2 separate regions of the Homo sapiens genome follow, and region 1 is linked to region 2. Evidence: chromatin loops called from intact Hi-C (ENCODE). Cell type or tissue: heart right ventricle. All regions are shown on one strand.

Evidence for each region. Peaks named below come from ENCODE experiments on the same cell type or tissue, not always from the same donor. Only the 100,000 strongest peaks of a DNase experiment are listed, where the experiment ranks them.
Region 1: it touches region 2 in a loop (1.9-fold over the local background); 9 of 110 quality-filtered maps call a loop at or near these places.

What each region holds. Positions count from the first base shown.
Region 1 is chr18:55,318,189-55,326,188 of GRCh38, forward strand. The region is part of intron 8 of TCF4 (transcription factor 4); the gene reads right to left. Among named protein-coding and RNA genes, the nearest start is that of TCF4-AS1, 130 kb to the right of the region's middle. RefSeq lists a silencer at 4,220-4,599. In heart right ventricle, a CTCF peak has its summit at 4,306; DNase peaks (open chromatin) are centred at 3,713 and 4,263; H3K4me3 peaks cover 6,039 bases; H3K27ac peaks cover 8,000 bases.
Region 2 is chr18:55,511,371-55,519,370 of GRCh38, forward strand. All of the region lies in intron 3 of TCF4 (transcription factor 4), which reads right to left. Among named protein-coding and RNA genes, the nearest start is that of MIR4529, 36 kb to the left of the region's middle. In heart right ventricle, no CTCF peak of the experiment used is centred here; a DNase peak (open chromatin) is centred at 4,061; H3K4me3 peaks cover 227 bases; H3K27ac peaks cover 5,775 bases.

The sequences.
Region 1 (8,000 bases), 190 kb before region 2:
TAGATATGTGAAATTTGACCAAATAATCACTTATTAAAATTCTTCTTCAATGAACATGCAAGAAGCCATAAAGATCAAAATTTAGAGCTAGAACTACACTTATTGGAGAGCAGGTAATGCCTAATACTTCTTATAGCCTTAATAAGGACAGACACATTGGCACACTTTGATACAAGCTTGTATTTCCAACACAAAATAAGCTACTGATTTTCTCTGCAAAAAAAAATCTGTTTCGTAGTTCAGAAGTGGTGCTTTAATTTTTTTTAAGCTTAGATTTGGATCCGTTAGTATTTAAACCTCTAATGCATAGAGGAAAAAAAAATCACAAAAATTATTTTATCAAGTTCATGAAACTCTCACCTGAGGAGAAACTGATTTTTAAAAATACATTCTGGTTTATATCCAAAATTTATTCTTTGATAGCTCTTGTGTTACGATTTTTTGTTAAGTATTTTTTTCAGAGTCCACACTTCTGGACAGGTACAGTTGTTCACAGAAACAAGGAAAAATTTTTTTGTGGGATATGGACATGGAAACACTTCATAACTTAAGGTAGTAAAAAAATTCACGTTTTTTTCGTTTGTCCTAAAATATCATTGATTATATTTCTGCTAGAAAGTTAGAGGACAACTGATTTTACAAACCCTATAGTTGCCAGTTCATAAAAGAAGAAACCATAATTCTTGTAATGCTTAATTATATTCTTCCCACAAGCTAAAATCACTGTGTTTTGGAATGATTTTCCATTTTTCTTCTTTTGTTTATTCACAGGGAAAACCTGCTTCCTCTGGCCTCTCTCAGTTCAGGGAGTTCAAACTGAATTTAAACAAGTAATTGACTTGTCACTGGGAAAAAAGAAGGAATTCAGTGCTGTGTTCTCTTCAGAGGAAAACTTGTGCAACAAATAGCTGACCACACTTAACTTCAACAATTCAGGTTCAAACACACATTGGTTAGACATGCACATACACACAAAAAAGCATAGATATTCAACCTCCAAACGATAAGTAAAACTCAAGAAATGTAAAGTCTCTTCGATAGGCATTTTGAACAATTAACGCATGGTATATACAATCTCCACAACATGTCTGGCACCAAATCAAAAGCCACTCAATGCAGAATTAGAGCCAGCAGAATACACACTGTAGAATAAACAAAAATCTGCTTCCTCAGTGTATGCATGAGGGCATTTTAAAAAATGGTATAGAATTGGCCCCTTCCTTGGGACACACACAACTGGACTTTGCTGTCTGTTTCATAAAGCTAAGATGGACAACTGGTAGCCATCCGCAGTTTCAAAAGCTTTCTGCTGGTGTTCCAAATGGCTATTTTTTTTCTAACTATAATGTGTGTACAATTTGCCTCTTTCTAGTGTTTGAATCAATAGAGATACACATCACCAGATTTGTTTTTAATAAACGCCTTAAAACAGTTCCTATAAATACATTTCCTGTGACAGAGCGATCTTGATTTTATGAGTACCATCCTCTCAAAAAAAAAAAAAATCTAACAACCAAAATATTTGGCAACTGAGAGGGCATATTAGTGATATGATGTCATATTCAGCATTTTCTTACGGTGGAGGCAACTGGCAAGCTGTGGGAATGGAATACATATTTTTGAAAATTCCTTTTGGCCAAAAGGGAGTTAAAAGGTACAAAACTTAAATTAAAATTTTGTCAGTTCAGATATTTAAGATGCAAAATTAACAATTAACATGTAAAAGTCACATCATTGGTAATCCTGAAAGATAAAAACCATGGAAACTTATATTCTTTTATAATGTAAGTCTTTCATTACGGATAAGGGCTATCTAATCCCTGAATCTGCTTCAGAGACACTTTTGCTTACTGACTACGATGGCATCATTCACAAAATTTTCATTAAAAGTGCTTTAAAATGAAAGGTGCTGAATAAGTTATGTATGAGAACATCTAAAAGATAATAGGCAAAAGTCTTATCTATATATGAGTAACTACCAATTGCAAATCATGTACTTGTTAAAAAAAAAAAAAGATGTTACATAATCCCAATATTTATGTTTACAGATTTAAACACTTTGATCAAATCACAACGAAAACCATTTGTTTTAAAATTATATTTCCCTTACCACACTTAACTATTTTAATTACACCGTGCTCTTTTTTAAAAAAGATAAAAATAGGATAGCGCTATGAACTTTTGATGATTTACTCGTACTTTTCAAAATAAAAGTAAACGATATTATTTCAAGTTGCCCATTCATAAAACTGGCTTCTTAAATGAAATTATTAATCTTCTGAAACTGCACCTTCAAACAGTTGTGTATATGTATGTATTACAGAATATGCTCATCTAGAAATAACCGTTATGCATGCATCTGTATGTATATACACTCACAGGCATATAGCAGCACATACACATGTTTAATTCGTTTGCGCCAATTGCTACAGCTGAACTGGGCCTTCCTGAAAGCTCTGATCTGTCCCCTTTGGCCCAACTATCCCTGATTAAGATCAATCCAAATGGAAGTTCAAAGTACACAAAGAGAACAGTTTATAAATGGCTGCTTTTCACTTTTCTCTCATTCTTCTTTTCTATTTTAAAACAATAAATTTTTGCTCCTCTATCACCCAACAACTCTTCCCGAGAGCCCCACATACCGATTTGAAAATATTGAAATCCTTTTCCTTCAGTGGGCCCAGACGAAGGAAAAAAAAAATAAACCTCCAGATGGCAAGTATAAACCTTCTGCTGGGGTTATGCACAAAATACCAGACACATTTTTTTCTTAAATAAAGCGTTTCTGTTGGAAGGGGGGGAAATTGAGGGAAGAAGCCACACAGCACAAATAACTTATGACAATACTGTTATATGCATGAATGAACCCGTTTGTTTTTCCTTCCCCATTTTGGCTTTAAATATATATCTAAGCTTATATAATCTACTCCTTAATTTGATCTCTCAGTTTTATGTGTTTGCTCTATTTTAACCTTTCAGGTTCTCTCCACTCTATCCACTGCACTCAAGCTTCCAACTTAGTAAGACTTTAGATATCACAAAACCTCAATCCAGGGAGAAACTTACCCCAAATTTCCTCTCAGCCTAACTTGGGCTTTCTCAATTCTGCTTCTCATATCTGCTTTTCCTTTCTAACAGTCATTTGGAAGGAATAAGAATTTTCCAAAACTCTTTAAAAAAAAAAAATCATACCACCTCTCAACTTTACCTGACTGCAAACTTTCGCTCTAGGATCCACTCTCTAAAGCTCTGAAAGCATCTATTTTTCTACTCTGGGGGAGGAGTGGGGGGAAAAAAAGACGAAGGAGAAGAAGTAGGCAAGAAGAAGATCTTAGGATTGGCAAATGATAAATATTTCATGGCACCCAGGAAGGTGCGGCAGTCCTGCACAACTTTGCAAACAATGATCACCACCTAGGATGCTCATCCCTGCGACAATAAAACTTGTCAAAAATCCCCCTCGCAGCCCGCATTCGCTTACCGCTTTCCCATTATAGTAGTACATCAAAGAGTTGCCGCCCATGCCCGGGATTGTGTATGCGCAGTACATGGTCTCGGATTCTTTTTTCTCCTCAGTACCACTCTAACAACTTTTATTTCAAACTCGCTGTCCCTTTTTTCACAACAATTCCTTCAGTTGCATTTTCCCATATGGCCGGGCCAAGCGTGGTGAATATGCAAAGCAGGAAGAGACCATTCCTGGCGGGCGGGGGAGGCCGCGGCGCTGCTGTCAGACGCTCAACTTTGCGCAGCGGAGCTGGAAGGCAGCCCGGCCCTGATGGAGCTCGAAATCCTAATGCATACGCGAGATCGATTCAACTTTTCCGAGGGGTTTTTATTAGTTCCTCGAATAATGCCGATTCTTACAAATTTCTGCAGTCTTCACTTTTTTCTTTTTCTTTTCTTTTTTTTTTTCCTTTTTTTTTTTTTTTTTGTTTTGTTTTGTTCTAGGCACCCTTTTCTTCTCTAAAATTTCCACTCAACTGCCTTAGGGTAAAAGTGGAACAGGGTCCATTATTGAGCAGAATACAAATGCAGTTAATTGACTCCCCCTCTCTCTCTCTCCCTCTCTTTCTTTTTTGTTTTAATTTGATTAAAAAGCGAGTGGCAGGAAGGGAATCGTATGATGCACATCTAATAACTCTGCCATCTGTCTCTGCTGCTGGCTAGCTCCCAGCATTGTACGCAGCTGCCTGAGAACTCGACTCGGAGAAAGGGGAGGGAAAGGGGAGGGAAGAAAAAAAAAAAAAAAAAAAAAAAAACACCACGTCTCTGACCTCGCTCAAAAGGAGAGAGGGGGCAGTGTTTTCTGACTGCTTGGTCAACAACCTACAAAACGGGGTTGCGGAATGAAACAGAGTAGCAGTGCGGCCCGCCCCGGGCTCCGCGGGCCCCGGCCTCCCCGGAGCTGGTGGGAAGCGCGGCCGCCCATGAACTTCACCTCGCCCCGCCGCAGACAGCCGCATGGGCCCAGAGCCTACGGAGGGGCTGGGGCGCTGCTCCCCTCGCTGGCGCTGGGCGCCCCAAGGGCGCACGTTCTCCACTCTGGAGTTGGGTGCTTTCACTGTAGCTTTAGACAATCTACTGCAACTTCACGCTATTTGCTGGGCTCTAAAGCAAGTTTATTGGTACCTTCGAACCGACGAATATCTTACAGCTGTCAGTTTCCCCAAAGGCACCCCTGAGACCACATTTTCAGAGTTTTGCAGCATCCCCGCAGCCCAGTATCTGTATAAATATTTTAGCAAACATCTCATGCACATTTTTACTAAACTTCGATTTTGCTAAACTTTAAGAACGTGAAAACCTTTGTTCACCTTTATTGATCACAACTGAACAATAGAATCCTTATAGATGGCAAGGTTTCTCACAAGCAAGTTGATATATTTATTTATTGTCTTTTAAAAATATTATACCAATCAACAAAAAGGCGGGGGGAGGTACAAAAAAAGGAAAGAAAGAAAGGGAGGGATGTGGGGAGAGGAGATGGGCTGACTTGAGCTTGCCAAATTCAGAGCATCACAGGAAAGGAGGGCCTCTGGGAATTGATCCCAAATGAAACTAAATCATTTGCATATGCCGAAGCAAATGCCACCCGAGCATACATCTATTCTCAAGAATCAACTTTAATAATTCAAAGCACCTATTTCCTTACAACTCAATATGCTAACAAAACACATACAGTATTAATAAACAAGGAGGAATAGTGGTGTTGGTTCCGAGGAGCAAAGCCCGGGCTAATGGTGGAAAGTTTCCCCACTCTCTAAAATAAACACACACACACCGCACATCCACACACACGTATCGAAGGCCCAGAGGTTTGTCTAACTCACTTGCTCTGCATTTATTCGGAAGGTCCCCAGAGGTTTGTGTAAACAGTACTTGAATTATAATCACACATTTCATTCAAATTTCATGCTTTGAGGATTTTTTCCTCATTAGAACAGTTAGTTGTCAATCTGACAGGATCACATTTGTAACCTTTAAACCACCCTCACTGCTTAATACACAAGGCCAGGGTACCCACCTACCAGAGGACAGTATGTAAAAACCACCACTTAGAAAAGAGGCTGGAATTTAAAGAGATAAGTTGGGGAGTTTCCTGGTTGTTGTTTCTTTGTTGTTTCTTCCCTTATTGAGAAGGCTTTTCTAGATCCTAACTTTCCATGGGTAGACTGCTAGAAAGATCTCTAAACTCTTTTGATAAACAATCATTCTGCTTCATCTACGTTAAATACCTTTTCTTACCTATTTTGCAAACATATAAATGCCTTCCTATTAATTATGTAAATATAAACCAAATTGTCATGGCTTAATGAGCTACAATTCCTATTTTTAAAATTGAAGCTCTCATTTCTTTTAATATATTGTTAACATGTGCATAAATAAATATTTTTAATCTGATGAGGTGAAATCGATTTTTAAACCCTGACAATTCAGCACATAAGACTGAAAAAATTAAAATGAGACTAGAACATTAAGCTTCTGGGCTTCATTGCCTAATGGAAACGAGTCTAAGATTTCAAAAGCACAAATTTACAATGATTAATAAAGATATAATGCTTTGAAAGGTGATCTACGAATTATAGCCAGTGAGACACTGAACGTATTATCATCCAGTGATGTTTGGTTTTGGTTTGCTGACCTTGGAGTACATTTCAATCACAGAACTCAAGTCAGTGGCTTGTCAACTGAGACATTTCTGCGATCTCAGCCTTTGAAGTTTTCTTTGTGACAGAAATATCATCCATGATAAATTTTTAGTGTGATGCGTGGGGAGTTAGAACAGAAGTATAAGAACAACTGAAGCTATATGCATAAATCCATGTGTTTCAGAATAATTTTAAAGAAGTCTTAATCTTAAGCAGCCAATTTTTACAGGACCCTGAACTAGTCTACTGCTTGTTTCACAGACACAGTTTTCACAGTAGTGTATAACTGGACAAGTTACCTTGCCAGCAGTAGGTAACTTGGTTACCTACTTGGTACCACCCCCACCCCCCATGCCCAGCCTTGTTATCGCTGAAATGATGGGGAATGATGGTTAGCCACACTATACAGAAAGCCACCATCCCTCTCTGGTGCTTAGACAAAGCACTATTGAGGACACTGGGGGTAGGCAATGAACCCAGTTGTCTTTTTCTGCCACTTTTGGGGAAAAAAATTCTTACCAGCAAACTGTCTAGAAGTGTTGACCACTTAAATGAAACCCACACGATTCTTATTTTCTTCTAGAATCTAAAGTTTACAGTTCTTTTGTAATTTTCCAAAAAGTCTTTGACAGATATATTTGAGGTGAAGCAGAACTGACAACACACACATACATTTGTTATAAGAAACTGGGAAATATTTGACCTAAAACCCCCAATGCATTGGCATAGTATTACCTACAAGGTAGATGTTCAATAAAAACTTGCCGAATGAATGAATAACTGCATTAAAGAATAAGTAAATATTCAGAATCTACATCACTTGAATGAAGAGCTATATTCAACCATTTCATGAACAATTATTTAGTGATTCCCAACTTTGGGTTAAGCTCCATTTGGGGACATGCACAGGGTTCACAGACATGTCAATTTTCTTCCTGAGAAAATTGAGAAAAGAGAGAAAATATGACTAAAGAATAATGCTTTAATTGTGAAGGCAATCGCACATACATTAAACAATTAGATAACAAACTATTACAGGGTAAAGAGCTGAACTATCCACTCGACCACAGAGCTCATTAGAGTAGATTCTACCTTTATTTCTGAATAATGATAATATTACATGGTTACTGCAAAGTGCAAATAAACCTAATGAACATCTACACACACACAAACTGCCCTGCATATTGCAGTGTAAGGCAGGCAACTCAACAAATAGAAGCTGAATAAATGAATGAATGAAGAATGGTCATATGGAAGGAATTCCCATTTTTCTCCTCCCGAATATAACTTGGTAGAATTTGAACAACTCCATGTTTCTGTTTAAGTCACTGAACACGGAAAGTTGTTTTTTGTTGTTGTTGTTTTGTTGTTGTTGTCTTTCTTTTTTTCAGTATAAGACATTGCTTATTTCTACAATGCTGACCTCTTTTGCCTAGCATGGCTGAATTAGCTAAACATCATATCCTAAGGAAAATAGTGATATTCATTAATATACAATGATTACATAACATAGTGTGAACAAGCCAGCCTATAAATTAAATAACCACCTCAGGTAAACATCTACCCATCAAAAAGATATTTGCTAATAAAACGACACTTAATACATGCACAGTACAGTGACACACAATTTAAAGAACATATAATAATTGCCTTCACTTATTTAATCTCCATAACTAGTACTCTGTGGCAGGTATTATCATTCCCACTTTAAAGACAAAGAATTAAGGCTCAAAGATCCTTAGATGACATTTTATAGATCAAAAGCTACTAAGACACTGGAATCAGGGTGTGAGCAAAGTTATTAAATCAGAGCACTTAAACTTGAGGGTCAGACACATCTTGATGAGT
Region 2 (8,000 bases):
AGCTGAAAATACTTACCTCTACTATTTTAATAAGGTATATGTTTTCATTCAGTTCCTATACTGGAGTATGGGGAATTTCACATAGCAAAAGTACCAAATCAGCATTAAAACACTGACTTGCAAAAATGGCAACTTTTATTTTACTGGATATACAAATTGTACCAAGTACTTTAACAACAGAGTTCTAAATTCATTCTGGAAGTAAATTATGCTTCAAATCCAGTCAAATACCCTGAGTGATTACAAATTTTTATCTAAATAAATATTTTTTTCAAAACTTAAAATGTATTTGGACCTGACAGTATATTTCTTGGACAAAGAAGTTTTACCTAAACTAAATTATTCCTGATTGAATTGCATTTCTCAATAAAGTTACATGACATAAAGGGAGAAAATTATACACAGTGACAATTTTTTAAAATAATACTCAAAAAGTAAAATAAGACCAACTCTCAACTAATGTAACTTGCACTTAGGCAGACATTCTGGTCCAAAGACAGCAAAAACTGATTTGTGAAATACTAAAAATAATTAATCATTGCTGCAAAGCACTAGATTTGGAGCTAAACTAAATGGCATGTACCATTCACTACAATTCCAGATAACACCTTATTTTACACATGTAATAAGAATCATGAACATGAAAAACGTTCAGTGTCATTAATCCAGAAAATGCCAATTTCTAAAAGAACACAACCAGATACTATGTCGACTACCACGTTAATAAGATAAAAATAATACAAATTGGCACAGCCTTCCTAGATAGCAACTTGGCAAGATACATAAAGAGCCTTTCACCTAATAATTCCCTAGGAAACTATCCTAATAACATCCTTGCAAATGCAGACAAGTGTTTATGTGCAAGGAGTTTAAGATGTGGTCAACAGTTGCAAACTCTTAAAATAAATTATGGAAGATCCATGTGATGGAATATTACGCTGCCTTTAAAAATCACACTTTCAAAACATTCAAGGACATTGGAAAATATTCATGGTAAAATATGAAGTTTAAAAGCAATAAACAAATTTCATGTTATGTTTTTAAAAACCAATGGAAGATAGAATCTACACAGTAATCAAAATATTAACATTGGCTATCTCCACAATGAGGATACGTTACATTTTAATAAAAAATAAAATAAAGGGGTAGGTGTGTGTGTCTATGCATATATGTGTGTATGTGCATATATAGCTGTATATATATGTGTATGGTGTCTATAGACAGATATTTAATTATAGTTTCAAATTTCAAGGATCTCATAGTCTATTATTAAGAATTTATCAAAATCGAGTGGGAGTGGTATATATAGATGAGCCAAGAAGGCAGAATGCTGGTAAATATTGAAACTGTATGATGGTGACACAGAAGATTATTCTACTACTGTGTATACATTGCATGTGTTTAAAAATTTTTCAAAATAAAAAGTTAAAAAAATAATTAAAAGGCAAGAAAAAATACAGTAGCATCATAAGATCAACCTTGAAAGAAATACTGGTACTTCTGAATGAATAGCTAGTAAGATTTCAATAGGCAAAGTAAGTGCTTAAGGGTAGCAGGCAGGATACTGAGCAAATAACACTGAAGAAAGGCAATGACCTTCAGGATCAGGCCAGTGAATAACTGGTAACAAACTCATGGTATCTTACTGCTCCTTCTAGTATTAGATGAAATCCCCTGATAGAAGATAAAGGGGCACCATCTTTTGGATTTCTGTCAGGGTGTAATTCTCCTAATAAGTGGGCATTTCACCTATGCAAATCTTCACCTGGCATGAAGACGATAAAACAGCGTCACTGACTAGTGCTGACTTCAGGTCCCACCCTTGGTCACTGAAGGAAAACTATTCCTTTTACTGGACAGTGATTTCTGCATAATTCCCATGGGTTCTTTATTCTCACTGGACAAAACCTCTCTGAGATCTAGGCATGATGAAGAGTGGAAAACAAAGAGCTCATTTTTAAAACCCTCTACTCATGTCTTATCATTCCTAGCCCTCAGCTTTTTTTTTTTTTTTTACATCAATAGCCCATCTCCATATAAATGTCTAATTTTGCAACACTTTAGGTGCCACAATGACTGTGTGAATGAGTCAGAATATGCATTACCAAATAGTGAAAGAGTGTAGTTTTCCTAACCAATATCTATTTTTGAAAAAAAAATTTTAAAAGCACATTGCTTCTTATAATTTTTCCATAAATATCTAACTACTCTCAAAGCTACCATTTAGACTACAAATGCATCCTTCAGTTTGTTAAAGAAAATTTCCATCACTTGCAACTATAAATTTGGAAAACGCAATAACCTTTAATGGCATACAGGATATGATTTTGCTTTCTCATATTTAAAAAAAAGCTGCTTATTCCTGAAGTAATTTTTCAGAACATATATAATTTGTTTTATAATTTTAAAGCTGATCCCCAATGTTTGATAATTCTCTATCTCTTCTTTCTCTGTGTTACAATCCCAAAATCTTTTAGTTCTCTTTGAAAATACATATGCATTAAAGTTTGAGGCCAGACAGCCAGCATATACTGGTAGTCTCTGTTAAGGCTAATTGAGTTATCATAAACATGCAAATCCCTTTGTATAGAGAAGCCTGGCTTTTCTTTGCCATCTAAGATGAAACTATAATCTATAAAGATAAGCAAAATCTATGTTCTTGATTTGCTTTGCATGTAAATTCTTTCACATAGATAAGCTCTTGACATGTATTCCTCTTCTGAAAGATCAAAGATCATTCTTCAAAAGCCAGGTTTCTCTCCTATCTTCCATCTCTTCTCAGATTTCTACTGTATCTTTTCCCCATGGCTAATGTTCTCTGAAGAGAACCAAATTAATGAACACTGACATTCTTCATACCTATTTTAATGGCATCCTGTGGTGACAATGCAATAACAGGACTATTGTGGCATCGAGCAACATGGTCTCCAAGTTTACTTCCTGACAGTGACTCAATCACTGAGCATGTGTTTGAAATATTATGCATTCATGCATGCACATGCACATCCATGAGCATACACACACATCTATCCATGCACACACACACACACACACACACACACACACACACACACACCCCAATCATACCTACCACCATGCTGGTCAGTACCCACAGCCAAGGAAAAGTAAAGGCCTAAAAACTAATCTAGAAGATGTAAACGTGGTAACAGTTAATTCAAATAAATCATTAAATATAAAAATTTAAAGAAATACACAGCTGCTGATTATCTCAATTCTTAAACTTTGTTCTTACAGGTTCATCACAATTAAAGCCTCTTCCAAGGTGAACTCTGCTCAGGGCAGCCGCAGCATTTGATTTTTTTTGGACAGAAGCTTTTGGTAAGTAAAAAGCAACCAATAAACTGAGGAAAAACATATGATTTAATAAAAGGAGCACACGTAAAAATATATGGATGCACAAAGCAATTGATGTATATTATTTACTCTTTTTTTACAATATTTATAGAATAGTACAATTTTTATATAATGCATACATCATCTGATTATGAATAATACATGTGTAATATATGGTTTATTACTATTAAAATTATTACCATATAATGGTAATTGAATTTGTGCCAGGCATAATGCTAAGCAATTAATAAACATGCTCATTTGATCCTGCCCCACTCTATAAAGACCTATAATATTACTTTCTTAAGGATGAAAATAACTTCAGCAAGATTAGGAAATTTGCCTAATTTCAGAGGAAAACACATAAACGTAAAGCCATAAGACAGTTACCTGTTCTTGTTCAGCCCTGTATCCCAACACTTAATGTAAAGATGGAGAAACAAAGTTAAAAGACCTAAGAAAGTCAGGCAAGTAGATGAGAGAGAAAAAAGTCAGAGAATCCAAGGTAGGAAAACAACCCAGAGTATAAAACTCACGGAAAAAAATGGCCTCACCAAGTTAAGTATGGTCACACTCATTTGTTCATTCATCAGGCATGTACTGAGTGTTGACTATGTTCTGGTCACTGAACTACGTGCAGACACATGGCTGGGGTGCAAGTTCTGAAGACATGATCCTGACCACTCCAAAAACTACAGTTCCGTCAGGAAGACTAAGCATCTCAGCAGCTGTGATTGCTGGCATATGCCCCAGCATACAAGAGGACAAGCTGGAGGGACAATCAGATCAGTCTTCTGTGTTAAGAAAAACTCCCATGAAGAGGTAGACATGAGCTGAGTTTTGAAAGAGAGTAGGAGGTATAGAAGAAGGCTGTGTTCCAAAGTCCAACGCTTCAAAGAGGTAAAGCAGTAGAAAGGTCAAAGCCAATCACACATGCTACTGATGACGTTTTGAGGTGGAATCTTCAGAGAGTGTTGTGGAAAGAAGCCAGATCATGGCACATTATATACAGAATGTCGTGTGAGAAAACTTGGCTTGAAAAGGACAGAACAAAATGAAGAGAAAAGTTAGTCTCAAAATTTGGAGGGGGGTGGGCGTATTTAAATTCATCTTTAAATTTAAAAATCCATCTTTAATTTTAAGATAGGAGAAATGAGCATATTAAAATGCTGAAGAGTCAGGAGAGAAGAGGAGGTTGGTGATTCCGGAGAAAGACTCCTGGTGAACATGCCCTTAGATGTAAGAGGATGAAGGTAACAGCTATTGAGACTAGCAAATATAGACTTGATTAAAAAGTCAGATTGGGTTTAAAAGAAGTTTCCAGAAAATGGTGGTGGTGGTGTGTATGTGATAAAAGACAAATTCCAAAGGTGTGTGTAACAGCGATCATTCAGTGATGACTTACGGAGACAGGGCTGTAGATGGAAAAGATGACTGGACGTGAGTTTGGAAGTCTTGTTTGTTTATTTTCTAACTGTTACCTTGAACAAGTCATTTAACCTCAACCTCAGTATCCCTGACTCTTAAACAGGGATGACAGTTCACTTAACTTTTTCTATGACATATCTGAAAGCACAGAAATTGGTTCATGGAAAATGCTCACTAAATCTTAGTTTGGTCTTATCTAAATCTAAAATAATATACTGTCTGGTTTTTTGGGTTTTTTTTTAAAGGTTTATAAGCAAAATGAAGGGAAAGCTACAGCTTCCCATTAGGTGAACCCAACCAGAAGACTGAGAGAACGAGAGAAAGGCAGTCTGATTATGCAACTGTAGAAGGTTAGCCTCTTGAGACACAGAGCAGGATGGAGAGTGATCCGGAGGCCTGGATGGAGAAAAACTAAGTAGGAAACACGATGGTGAGCATTAGAAGAGGAAATGACTGTAATCTTCAAGAGTGTGGTCAGGGAAGGCTTTCTGATATGACATTTGAGTGAAGAGAGAGATGAAGGACCCAACTATGGAGAACCTGAGTCAAGTGTTCCTAACAGAAAGGATAACAAATGTGAAGACCCTGAGGTGGGAGCTTGCATGGTGCATTTGCAGAACACTAAGAAAGAGTGTGGCTGGTGTAGAGTGGGAGAGAAAGCAAATGATATCACAGAGGTACCAGGGAAGCCACATACCATTTTAAGGTCTTTGGCTTTAACTAAATAAGGTGTAAGGTCAATGAAGTGTTCTGAGAAGAGGAGGAATAACATCTGAATTATGTTTTAAAGATCACTGCTCCATTAAAAAACAGACTAAGGTCAAGGGCTAAAGCAGGCAGTCCAGTTAGCAGACTATTACCAGAGTGCTACAAAGTCCTAGCAACAGAGGTTAGGAAAAGTGGTTGAATTCTTAAAAGTCAGAACCTTGTGGGAAACGGTTATAATAAGAGCTCCTAATGAATAACACCATCCTTCACCCATGATTTTGTGGAGTTTCTTAGCACCCTGATACTGGACTATGCCACATGACACGCTTTGACCAATGGAGTATCTGCAAGCATGATGTAAGCAGAGACTTAAAAAGTGCTTACTCATTTGATCTTGCTCTTTTGTGCGGCTGGGTGATTTTCTACCATGATGTGAAGAACCCTGAGCTATCCTCTGGAGGCCTAAACCACATGGAACAGAAGTGAGCCAATTCAGTTGATGGCTCCCTAAACCAACCAGGCCCTCCTGTCCACCCGCCATCAGACTGTATCCTCATGAGTGACCACCATTGACATCAACAAGAGAACCAACTGGCTGAGCTCAGTCCAAGCAGGTAAACTACATACAGATTTGTGTGCCAATAAAATGGTTATTGTTTTAAATCACTAAGTTTGGGGAATGTTTGCTATGCAGCGATAGATAATAAATATAAGCTAACAACATTTAGGAAGACTTTAAATGTACAATATAAGAGAAAATGGAGATATGAATAATTCCCTAGAGGTTAAGTCTGAGAAATGAAAAAACTAAAGGTGTCTTCAAATGAGATGGGAAGGCTGAGGAAGAAAGTAAATCAAATGTAAAACCCAGAGGATTTATAAACATCCTCAGTGCAAGCAAAGCTACATATACTTCTGTTTAGGTATAAGCAGTAAAGCAATGGTGACTCCTCAGACACACACAGCAGCTCCAATCAGGGAAGTGTGAGAGTCCAGGCCCTTGCTGGTTAGAGCTTTCTCCATCTCTCTTCTGTTTGACCTTGCATTTCAATTTTTGCCATGACCAAGAAATTGAAAGTAACAAAAATTACAATAAATAATCATTTATGTAAGTTTTCATATATCCATTATTCTCCAAATAATACTTTTTGCACAGTAACTTTTCTGCCCATCATTTATCCTAAATGATTACATGAATTAATGGCCTACCGTTAAGTACTTATTGAAACACCTTGAATGCCTGCTTCAAGATTTAGATCTTGAAACTAGCTGTGGTCTTTATATGCAAAATCTCTAATGACTTCTAGAATGCATGGAGTTTATCTTCCTTACATTCCCAGCAATATGATGATTTGCTGTCTGTTATATAAAATGTTTAAATATTTATAGCTAATATGAATTCATCAGGTACAGTTAAGTAGAGCAAATTTAGTTCTATGAAACTACACAATTTCACAGAAACAAAATTTCAAAGACTCTATCAAGAAGCTATAAAAACTGCATATTAGAAAATAGAAACAAAAATGAAAAAACGTGTGCAAAGATACAGAAATAACCAAAATCACCAAATATGTAGGAGAGACTTAAGTAAATGATGGTAAGTCTAACAGTTTAACACTGGTCATTAAAAAATTCAGAATGTAAACTATTGGAAAACATATTCTGTATATGAAAAAATGACACAGAAAAAGAACACAAAAGTATGTAAGCACTGAATAAGAATGTTTTAATTGCTTTTGATCATCCAACAAAAATTTTTTTAACCGTGAGATAACACATGTGAAGCAAGGATGAATAACCCAGAAATATGAAAATTGTGTGAATATATACGAAGGGACACAGACAAAAATCAGTTTATCAGTAACATAACAGTGTTTTTAAAAAGTCATTGGAGGATTTTTTGCTGTAAATCTGTTTAAGTGTATAAAATCTGAAAGAGAATAAAGAAGTGTGACGGGGTCCTTGTATTTTTTTGTGTGTTTTCTCACAATTATCCAACATTTTAACAAGCAGAGGTGTCACGATAGCATCTTGAAAAGTAAGATTTAGTTCCCTATATTCTTACATATTTACACATATCCAAGCATGCCACACAAAAAAGAACATTCAACCCAAACTCACCAGACTATTATCTGAATGTCACTAGTCAATGCTCTTCAATAGTCTTCAGCACAAAGAGGGAAAAATAGGTGGAAACAGGACATTATGAAAGTAAATTACATAAGCAACATTAGCAACAACATAAGACTCCCAACAGGATCATGAATCTTAAAAAGTTAAGACATGTTCTGGCCAGGCGTGCTGGCTCATGCCTTAATCCCAAAACTTTGGGAGGCCCAAGGCATGCAGATCACTTGAGCCTGGGAGTTCGAGACCAGCCTGGGCAACATTGTGAAACCATGTCTCTACAAAAAAATACAAAAATTAGCCATGCATGGTGGCCCACACCTGTATTCCCAGCTACTCAGGAGGCTGAGGTAGGAGGATTGCTTAAGCCAGGCAGGTCAAGG